Regions from separate parts of the Homo sapiens genome. Here region 2 is linked to region 1. Evidence: read pairs that join two places in POLR2A ChIA-PET (ENCODE). Cell type or tissue: Panc1. All regions are shown on one strand. Links, peaks and the distances in the headings refer to the core of each region. The heading gives the core; the rest is flanking DNA.

Region 1 (5,386 bases), core at 77-5,076:
AGGAAGGCATCCCTGGTTTCACTTGGGCTGATGCGGCTGCTGCTAACGGCTCCTACCAATGGGACTGTGAAAATGTTGGGCCTAGTTTCCTTGGGTTGGTGATCAACTTTCTTCCTGCCTCTTCAATAATTGGGAAACCCTTCCCACAGGGACAGTCATGCCTCTCTTTAGCCCCACAATCTATCCAGACAGCCAAGTGTGGTTTCCTAAGGGGGGCTGATCACTGGCTAGTCCTATCACTCCTGCCCTTCTTCTAACCCCTCATATGCTTCAGTTAGCAGTGGATACCGAAGTCTTCTTTCCTTTTTTCTCAGAGAGCTTCCTGAAAGTGAGACTGAGTTGGGCTTTCCCCATCTTATTCCCAGGCATGAGGTCCCTTCTTGCCCTGATGGTGGAAGTTACCACTGCAGGCCATCCTATCTTCAGAAATGTCTAGACAAGAAGCAATTGCCAATCTCTATTCACATATTCACATAACTCCAAACTCAGAAAATCTAAATCACCTCCAACTTTCCATCTCCATAATTCTCATTACAGCCCTCACTATTTTTGACGGCAATGTGTGTATGAGTCGGCTCATTAGTTTTCCTGTTCCACCCTCATTCTCCTTCTTAATTACTGATGCCTGATTAATATCTCTGGTCCCATAAGTTTGTTGCTCAAAAAAAAAATTAAATGGCTTCTTAACTATTATCAAGATAAATACCGACTTTTCTGTATGGTATCGAAGATTTTCTGCAAAATAGCCTCGAAGGAACGACAAGAATCTCAAATTACTCTTGGACATACCTTTTATGCAAAAACCAAGCTGGACTTACTCATATTTCCTAAATAGTTTCCACATGTAACTTCACTTAATCTAGTCTCTCTGCCTGAAAAATTCTTCCCTTGATCTTCTCATAATGCATGTGTGTATATGTATATATATAAGCACATATATATTTATATCTAAGTCAACTTCACTCATCATTTAAAGCCCTTCCCAGAAGTCACTTTTTGAATGATTTTTTAATACTACCCTGAATCCCATAACCTCCTAGCAGCCCTCTTTCCTTTCAGATGCCCTAACAAATACTGTTCATAACTTTATTTTATCATTTATATCAGTTTTGCCCATATTCTAGTTTTTTGCTGTCCATAGTAGCTGATAGACAAATGTGGCTATTACACTTAAATGAATTAAAATTAAGTACAGTGTAAAAGTCAGCCTCTCTGTCACAGTAGCAATATTTCAAACACTCAGTAGTGACATGCGGCTAGTGGCTTCCATACTAGACAGCACAGATATAGAACATTTCCATCATCACCAAAAGTGACATTTGAAAGCACTGTTCTGGTTGTTTATTGAAGTTACTTTATTCCTCCTCCTTTCAGCTCCAGTTAAAAAGGAGACAGTGTTCAGAGATGAGGCTGGGAGGGTTGAGGAAGTCTAGGTCATAGGGACCTTGTAAACTCTGCTGAGGTTTAGTTTTAAACATAAGGAAGCTGTGCGTGGTGGCTCACGCCTGTAATCCCAGCACTTTGGGAGGCCAAGGAGGGCAGATCACCTGAGCTCAGGAGTTTGAGACCAGCCTGGCTGACATGGTAAAACCCCCTCTCTACTAAAAATACAAAAATTAGCCAGGTGTGGAGATGCATGCCTGTAGTCCCAGCTACTAGGGAGGCTGAGGTAGAAGAACCGCTTGAACCTGGGAGGCAGAGGTTGCAGTGAGCCGAAATCATGCCACTGCACTCCAGTCTGGGTGACAGAGGAAGACTCCATCTCAATAAATAAATAAATAGCATAATGAGAGGTCACGGGAGGATTTAGATGTTAGAAAGATCATTCTGGCTGCTGAATTGAGAAAGGACAGTAGAGGAGCAAGAGGGAGGAGGGAGACTGGGGAGGCTACTGGAGAAGTCCAGGAGAGGCGCATGGTGACACGGGTGGGAGCTGTGTTGGTGGACGTAGATGGAGTGGTCAGATTCAGTGCATATTCTGCACATGGGACTTGCTGATAGGTTGGCTGAGGGATATTAACAGGAAAATGAGTATATCACCCCAGCTTTTTGCCTAAATGAATGGACAAACTGTGGTGCTGTTATCTGGCATTGGAAAGACTAGGGAAGAAGTAGATTAGTTTTTCTGAGGAGAGAGGTTTTATATTTTAGCATGTGAAAGTGTTATATCTAGAAGCAAATTATTTGATTCTGGGGCTGCTACTGTCTATAGGCTTGCTACCATGAAGGCTGTCACCTTTCCTCCTGGATCCCAAGCATTTGCAAAAGCCACCACCTGGACTCTCAGTAGACCATTTTAATTTGAGGTCAGGAGAACTTTGGAAGAAAAAGAGCCTCCTAAAGTCATCTGTTATGACTCTTATTACAAAGAGAGAGAAAAGCTAAAGACCCAGAGAAGCAGGGATATCTATATTATTCTATGCATGTGGTGGACATCTGTTGCTTATTTTTATAGCCTGACTTCCAGTCTGATAACTGTACTTAATCTCGCTCTAGTGCAGGGGTTGGCAAACTCTGGCCTGTCATCTGAATCTGGCCTGCTCTCTGATTTTGTAAACAAAGTTTTCTTGGTACACGGTCATGCCCTTTTTTAAAAAAATGTAGTATCCATGGCTGCTTTTGAGCTACAGTGGCAGAATTGAGTGACAGACTGTATAGCCCACAAAGGCTAAAAATATTTACTATGGGGCCCTTTTCAAGAAAAAAAATTGCTGATCTTTGCTCTGGTGGATTATTCCCCCAAGTTTCAGCCCATGTACTTTGGGTAAAGCTGACCCCACTCATAGCCTCTCAGGCTTGCCTGGGCTAAATCAGTCTGCACATTGACTCCCACTGTCATGAGTGATAGGTTCAGAGGTAACTGTTAGCCTCTGCTTGTCTAAACCATGAAAGCTCAAGAGTTTTATTGGGACTTCTGTGACAAAGATTGTAACTTTTTGTGCTGGTTCTGAGTCCAGAAAAATCTAGCTCTGGAAGTGCCAATAGCCACCTTGGAACAGCTTATCTGAGGCTGAAGGTAACACAAAGGAGAAAGAAGAGTTATACAGAGATACAGAAAGTACTAAATCCTGGTGATGTGTCTTCAGCTTCTTTATCCTTCTCTGTCACAGTAGCAATAATTCAAGCACTCAGTAGTGACATGTGGCTAGTGGCTTCCATACTAGACAGCACAAATATAGAACATTCCCAACACCAAAAGTGAGATTTGAAAGCACTGTTCTGGTTGTTTATTATCACATTTTTTTTTTTTTTTTTTTGAGACAGAGTCTAGCTCTGTTGCTCAGGCTGGAGTACAGTGGCATGATCTCGGCTCACTGCAACTTCTGCCTCCCGGGTTCAAGCAATTCTCATGCCTCAGCCTCCCCAGCAGCTAGGATTACAGGCGCCCGCCACCACGCCCAAATAATTTTTGTATTTTTAGTAGAGACGGGGTTTCACCATGTTGGCCAGGCTGATCTTGAACTCCTGAGGTCAAATGATCAGCCCACCTTGGCATCCCAAAGTGCTGTGATCACAGGCGTGAGCCACTACGTCTGGCCTGTTCTGGTTGTTTATTGAAATTACTTTATGCCTCCTCCACATGGGATAATATGGAAATGTTCAGAATAGTGCAATAATCCCGAGCTTCCAAAGAAAGACACTCTCTCTGTTTAAAGGTTCATTGCCTGGTCAGACGGTTGCGCTAAGAACACTTAAAAGTAGCATTCAATCAATCAATCAATCAGTCAATCAAACCAGAAACAACAACAGCAACAACAAAATCTAAGCAGTTTCTACTTTTCTATAACTAATAAAAGGTTATGTTCTTCTGAGTCAAGTTACTTCATTTAAGCTCAGAGAAGAAAGAACAGATTCACACCATATGGAAATAAGCAGTGTGTTAAATGAAGCCGTTGGGAACTGAATTGATTTATTTAATGCTGATTTTCCATCAAGTGCAGAAAGTACCTTGCAAAGAATTCCTAACACTAGCAAAATTGGCAACAAGAATATTTCACACTTGTAATTGAAAAATGCAAATTGCCTACCTCAGTAAATCCCAGGAGGTGTCATTAGGGACTAATAAGTAACATTATTGGACACTCAAATACCTCTATAACTTCACTCCCAGCATTCTGACATGGAAACTTGTGACATCGTACAAGGATTAACTTTATGTTAACTCTCTAATTCTGTTAAAGTGCTAGTTACTGTAAGGTATGCACAACACTATTCTAGGAGAGTGGAACATACTGGTTTTGGTTTTTGTTTTTTTTAACGGATTAATGCAAAAAGCCCCATTTTTCAAATTGAATCAACAGAAGAATTACTAGGGAGCTTTCCTCCTGAACAACTCTATTAATCAGTGTTCCTGTAGAAACAAACAGCCCCCAAATCACAGTGGCTTGTAACAACAAATGTTTATTTTTTTGCACAATTACATGTTGGCAGTTGTACTTCTGTTGCTGTGGCTTTGCTCTTTGCACCTTCTCATTCCAGGAACCAAGCTAAAAGAGTAGCCCCTACTGGGGACATATCATCATTCTTGAGGCAGAGGGAAGAAAGTAAGAGGCAGAGCCAAATCACACAACTCCCCTTCAAGCTGCTGCTTGGCTGTGGCATTATACACTTCCAATGGCTGAAGCAAGTTACACGGCCAACCTGACCTGGTGCAGGAAGTGTATGCTGCCAAAGGGGGGTGCTCTACAAGGAACATGGCAAGGGGTGAAAATGCATGATTATCTCACTGGGCCGAGAATGAATCCTTGGAACAGCAATGCAATCTACCACAAGATCAAATTTGTACAACCACCTTAAGTGTATCCTTCCCCCAAGAGACTATACCAAATTTCATCTTTTTAAATTTTAAATTGACACAGTGTTTTGCTATGCTGCCCAGGCTGATCTCAAACACCTGGGCTCAAGTAATCTTCCTGCCTTGGCCTCCCAGATTGCTGGATTACAAGGGTGAGCCACTGCTCCTGGCCACACCAAATTTTATAAGGATAAGTATTTGATCCTATGTTCAATTCTACTCTTATGTAGAATTGAACAGCCTATTCTTCCACCGTGTACAAAGACCTAACCCATGTTCTCTTTTTTCCAGACTATATGACCAACCCACTAGGTAGCATCATCTGTAATCCTCCCAGGAATATCTGCATATTCAAATAAATGAAAGAATGGAAAGGCTAATGAAGCTGCCAAAATTCTTCTCTTTTTTTTAGATGGAATTTTGCTCTTGTCCCCAGGCGCTGGAGTGCAATGGCACCATCTCGGCTCACTGCAACCTCTGCCTCCCAGGCTCAAGCGATTCTCCTGCCTCAGCATCCTGAGTACCTGGGATTACAGGCATGCACCACGCCCGGCTAGTTTTTGTATTTTTAGTAGAGACAGGGTTTCACCA
Region 2 (5,386 bases), core at 83-5,082, 65 kb before region 1:
AGTACATGGCACAGATGTAGATGTTTATTCCATCATTTCAGGTAGATCATTGAAATCGGTAGATCAATAGATCATTGAGCTCAATAAGCATCTAGGCCTGTGCCATGTGCCACGTTGGACACTAAGATGAATAAGAACATCAGCATGTATTAGTGAAAAGACTTAAAATAGTTCACATGTCATGCTTGGCTCATTGCCTGACAAAGAATAAGCCCTGTTAGCCGCGGCTATGACGTCAATGCCAGTGAAGACGGCTCTAAATGCAAAGCATCCCCAAAACTCTGTGCTTTCCGTTTTCAAAAGCACATTGTGCTATTAATTCTGTTTTTAATAACAAGCTTTCTACCTACTGTTTATAATGCAGGGCCAGGAGAAGAGGATTAGACAAATATACAAAAACCTACAACACAATATGTAATGTGATTAGGGAGATATATACAAAGTATTATGGTTGCTCAAAATAGAGTGTCGAAATGAGGAAAGACTGTCTTCTTGGGAGTTGATACCAGAACTGGGATTTGAAAGATGGTAAACAGCTCAACAAAGAGTTCAGCTACGTATTAACAGAATACATCAAGGGAGTTAGTTGTCAGGCCAGATAGTGGCCAGTTTTGAATGCTAAGCTAAGAACTTATTTTAGATTTTATTCACCAAGGACTAAGGATCCACTAAAGATATTTGAAGAAGGGAGTAAAATATACATATACATACATATTTCCAGGCATATATGAGTGTATGTATGTTGGTAGGTATGTATATATTTATGTATCTCAAAGTACAAGACTACTCCAAAATTCTGTTTTCCTAGGTGGTTAATAATTTACTCTTGACATTGGATATAAAAACTCAAGTCTTTCTGGTCATTAAGCAGTCATGAAGAGCACTCTGGGGAGATAATGGTCTGGCTGCAGCAGGCAAGCTAGAAAAACTAGGGGTGTACACGAGGCTCCACTGATGTTGGGTTCTGTGTCCCAGTCTGTGGTAGGTGGGAGCACAGGCCTGCGGCAGGGCAGCTGGACTATGACCTGGACCCTGAAGCACCTGAGGAAGACTGACTCGTGACACCTGTTCATACCCTCCAGGCAGGTTGGAAGCTGCTTGCTTATGTCCCACAAGGGAGGACTAATTTATTCTCAAGTACTTGCATAGGAAGGGTGATACAACAAGACTGAAATACTACCCATCCTAGAGGCTGAGAGACAGCGCCTGGTTAGACCTGGAGGTGGTGTGGGAGCAGAAAGGCATCTTGTCTGCACCTTAAGAGTTGCATGATTCCTTCTCTACTTGTTGGTTTATTAGTTCCCTAGGACTGCTGTAATAAACTGGGTGGGTTAAAACAACAGAAATTTATTCTCTCACAGTCCTAAAGGTCAGGGTCCAAAATCAACATGCTGGTGGGGCCATGCTCTGTCTGAAGGCTCTAGCAGTGAGGATCCTTCCTGCCTCTTCTAGCTTCTGGTGATTGTTGACAATTCTTGGCATTCCTTGGCTTGTAGCTACACCACTCCAATCTCTGCCTCCCTCTTCACGTCGCTTTCTCTGCGTGTGTCTGTGCCCAAATTTCCCCCTCTTATGAAGGTATCCATTATTAGATTAATCCAATATGACCTCATCTTAACTTAATTATATCTGCAAAGACCTTATTTGCAAATAAGATCACAGTCACAGGTTCTGGGGCTTAAAACTTTAACATATCTTTTTAGAGGACACAATTCAACCCTAATAATTGCCTTGTTGAACACTAAAGACAAAATGCTGTGTCTCTCAGCATTCAAAGGCTGTCTCTGGTTCAATATCTCTGGACCTGCCCCCTCGTGACTCTGTGTATCCTTACCTAATAGTGCCTGGGAGATACTAAGGATACAGAGCCACAAGAGAGCAGGATTCCAGGACATAGGGGTACAAGGCTCCACATGTGCCTGAAAAAATGGATCTCCAATCTCCCAATGGTCCTGAGTTCCCCCCACTACAAACTGTCCAAGAGTTCAGTCTCAAGAAGGAAGGAAGCCATAGTCAGAAGTGATGATCCATTTGAAACGGCGGGACCTTTAGGACAATTCTGTCCTGCTTTAAAGCTCTGTTTACTTCAGTCCCTCAGGAAGTTCTCTCCCAGGCATTTTTCAGACCCAGCCGAACAGTTCTCAGAAGCTTATGTAGGTGTGCATAGGTGAGGGCTCTGATAAGAGGAGGATGCTCTCCTGCAAGGGACAATGTGGTTACGCTATTTGTCTTGAGGTAGCCAAAATAAATGCAGCAGAAAAGAGTGTTAGGACCATTACCGACCTGGGCAGAAATAGAAATGCTGACAAATTTCTACTTTTTTCTTTTATTTAATACAAAATCTATAAAACAGCAACTGAAATTATAAATTTTTCTCTAAACTAAAAAGGAAAAATAGTCAGGTTTTCTAGAGTTTTTGAGTTGCCAGCTCAGAATCACTTAGAATCTCAACATGTTAGACATGTGAGTAAGAGTATTACAGGTACCGAGTTTATTCTCAGGACATGTTTATGTTCACATTGACCCAGGATAAGAACTAGTGACAGCTGATGGAATTTGTCAAAATTGTAGTATTTTTTTGTTTGTTACCTTAGGTAAATAAATTACAATGAATTCTTTCTTTAGTGCCTTATAAATATAATTTACTTCAAGTCTGCTTATCTTACTAATTTCTAAACTCCAGGAAGATTGGGCCTCTATTTGATTTGCTTCTATGTCCCTAGAACAATGCCCATTATATAATAGAGGTTCAATAAATGTTTTGGAAATGATTATAGGCCAAAAGCATTGCAGAAGAAAAGCCTTACAAGGTTTAAGGACTACACTTACAGGGAAATGGAAAGGAAGATCCAGTGAGTCATTCCGCAGTCATGGATCATGTCATGAAATGAATATGAATCACAATCAGCCTCCAGGATTATTGAGCTGGGAAATTGTTAGCTTTGAAGCTTGGCAGGCATGGAGTTGACTTGATCCATACCCCACACAAAATTAAGTCCCCAAATCCAATGTACAGCACTAATTTAGAACATAAGCATCTAAAATATTGCTCATATCTTGAATTCAAATCCAAAGTTGTTTTTTTTAAAAAAAAGTAGTAAAATCTCTACTCATATGGGTTTACAGAAAATCCTTGTTTAAAAAAAACCTAATTAAACAAATTACAAATGAATTCACTGTACTACAGCCCAGCGGCATTTGTATACAGTTGCAAAGCATTCGTATGATTTCATTTTTCAGTTTTGTAGTTTTCTAGTACTTCCTGGGCCTCTCCTGGGAAAAGATTACTGCATCTTCTAATTCAGGGGTCTATGGAAGATATGGACATACTAATTTTTCTTAGTTTTATTCTTTAAAATTAGTAGGTATGTGGGTGTTCACTGTACATTTCTTCTATATGTTTAAAAATTTCCATAATAACATTTTGAGGAAAACTGTTTAAATTAGAAACAGTAGGACATAGGTTATTAATTACCATTATCTGAATAGACAGCAAGTACTTAACATGTTTGGATATTAATAAAATTACTATATTGAGATATACATACGTATGTACTTTTACAACTTTGGAGCAAATAATTTCTCTGTAACAAAAGACTCTGTCATGCACCAGAAGGCACTGGGTTGAAACAGATGATTTCTCCATATCATTTCCTGATTAGTACTAATAGACACAGCTGGAGTACAAAACTCTAACTGCCTTAAATCACTCACCCATGTATACATATATGTGTGTGTACCTGTGTGTGTGTGTGTATGTTGAACCATGAGAATTTGCTACTTTTGTAGGTCACAAACTATATATCAGCAGTTTCCTATGGTCCAACCTAATATGTACAGAGGCCCAATCTTCATGGAGTTTAGAAATTAGTAAGGTAAACAGACTTGAAGTAAATAATTTTTACAACTTACTAAACAAAGAATTCATTATAATTTATTTACCTAAGGTGATAAACAAAAAAAATTACAATTTTGATAAATTCCATCAGCTGTCACTAGTTCTTATCCTGGGTCAATGTGAACATAAACATGTCCTAATAGAGTTCAACTTGGTATCCGTAACACTCTCACTCATGTGTCTAACATGTTGAGATTCCGTTATACAACTCAAGACTGTCTTTATTTGACACTGACTTGGCATCCACTTTTTGCCAGGTACCATCTCCATTTTTAGAGATATAAAGAGGAACAGGCTCTGCACTAGACAGCCTATAATGTAATCTCTCTCTCCCAAGGTGTACAGTCTAACAGCAATGTTTATAATGTGCCAAGAAAACAGAGACGATGGACCATTCATTCTGACTGAGTGACTGAGGAGAGCTTTATTGCAGATGTGATAGGAATCTACCAGGAGACAAGGGAAAGGCTGCTGGGGCCCTAAGGCATCCCCATGCATGGCATGGAGGTATGAAAGGACTCGGCCCAGCACAGTGGCTCATGCCTGTAATCCTAGCACTTTGGAAGGCCAAGGTAGGCAGATCACTTGAGGTCAGGAGTTCAAAACTACCCTGGCCAACATGGTGAAATCCCATCTCTACTAAAAATACAAAAAACATAGCCAGGCATGGTGGCACACACGTATAATCCCAGCTATTGGGAGGCTGAGGCAGGAGAATCTCTTAAACCCGAGAGGCAGAGGTTGCAGTAAGCTTAGAGTGTGCCACTGCACTTCAGCCCGGGAGTCAGAGTGAGACTCTGTCTCAAAAAAAAAAAAAAAGAAAGGACTCTTTCTGCCAGGGAACGGTGAGAGGTGCAGGGTGAGAAGCAGGTGTTACTTTGGTTTACTGAGTTGTCAGCTCAGAATCACTTAGAATCTCAACATGTTAGACATATGAGTGAGAGTATTACAGGTACCAAGTTTAACTCTATTCTCAGGACACGTTTATGTTCACATTGACCCAGGATAAGAACTAGTGAAAGCCGACGAAATTTATCAAAATTGTAATTTTTTTTTGTTTATTACGTTAGGTAAATAAATTATAATGAATTATTTGTTTAGTAAGTTATAAAAATTATTTACTTCAAGATTGTTTGTCTTACTAATTTCTAAACTCCAGGAAGATTGGGCCTCTGTTTGATTTGCTTCTACATCCCTAGTACAATAGGAAGTAGATTAGGAACTGAGGCAGCAGGTATAGATTGGGTGATATTCTGGAAGCCATGCCAAGGAGTTTAAGATTTTATTTATAACTTTATTTATAAAGTCATGATCAGCTTTGGTTTTCAAAAAGATTGATTTTAGAAAGATAACTCTTTCTCGTGATGATGTGGAAGAAAGACTAAAACAGGAAGAAGTAGGCCTCCACTTTGCCAGATAGGACATTGTTACAATAGTCCAAATAAATGTCAGTAGGAGGGTGGAAAAGAGAGGCTGGATTCAGAGATA

The links. ChIA-PET counts read pairs that join two places held together with the same protein. Peaks named below come from ENCODE experiments on the same cell type or tissue, not always from the same donor. Only the 100,000 strongest peaks of a DNase experiment are listed, where the experiment ranks them.
Region 2: POLR2A ChIA-PET joins it to region 1 with 11 read pairs; 5 of 35 experiments call an interaction of 5 or more read pairs at or near these places.

What each region holds. Positions count from the first base shown.
Region 1 is chr6:131,928,708-131,934,093 of GRCh38, reverse strand. The region is part of intron 2 of CCN2-AS1 (CCN2 antisense RNA 1); the gene reads right to left. Among named protein-coding and RNA genes, the nearest start is that of CCN2, 20 kb to the left of the region's middle. In Panc1, for the core only: a CTCF peak has its summit at 4,620; no DNase peak of the experiment used is centred there.
Region 2 is chr6:131,993,603-131,998,988 of GRCh38, reverse strand. The region is part of intron 2 of CCN2-AS1 (CCN2 antisense RNA 1); the gene reads right to left. Among named protein-coding and RNA genes, the nearest start is that of CCN2, 45 kb to the right of the region's middle. In Panc1, for the core only: no CTCF peak of the experiment used is centred there; a DNase peak (open chromatin) is centred at 2,878.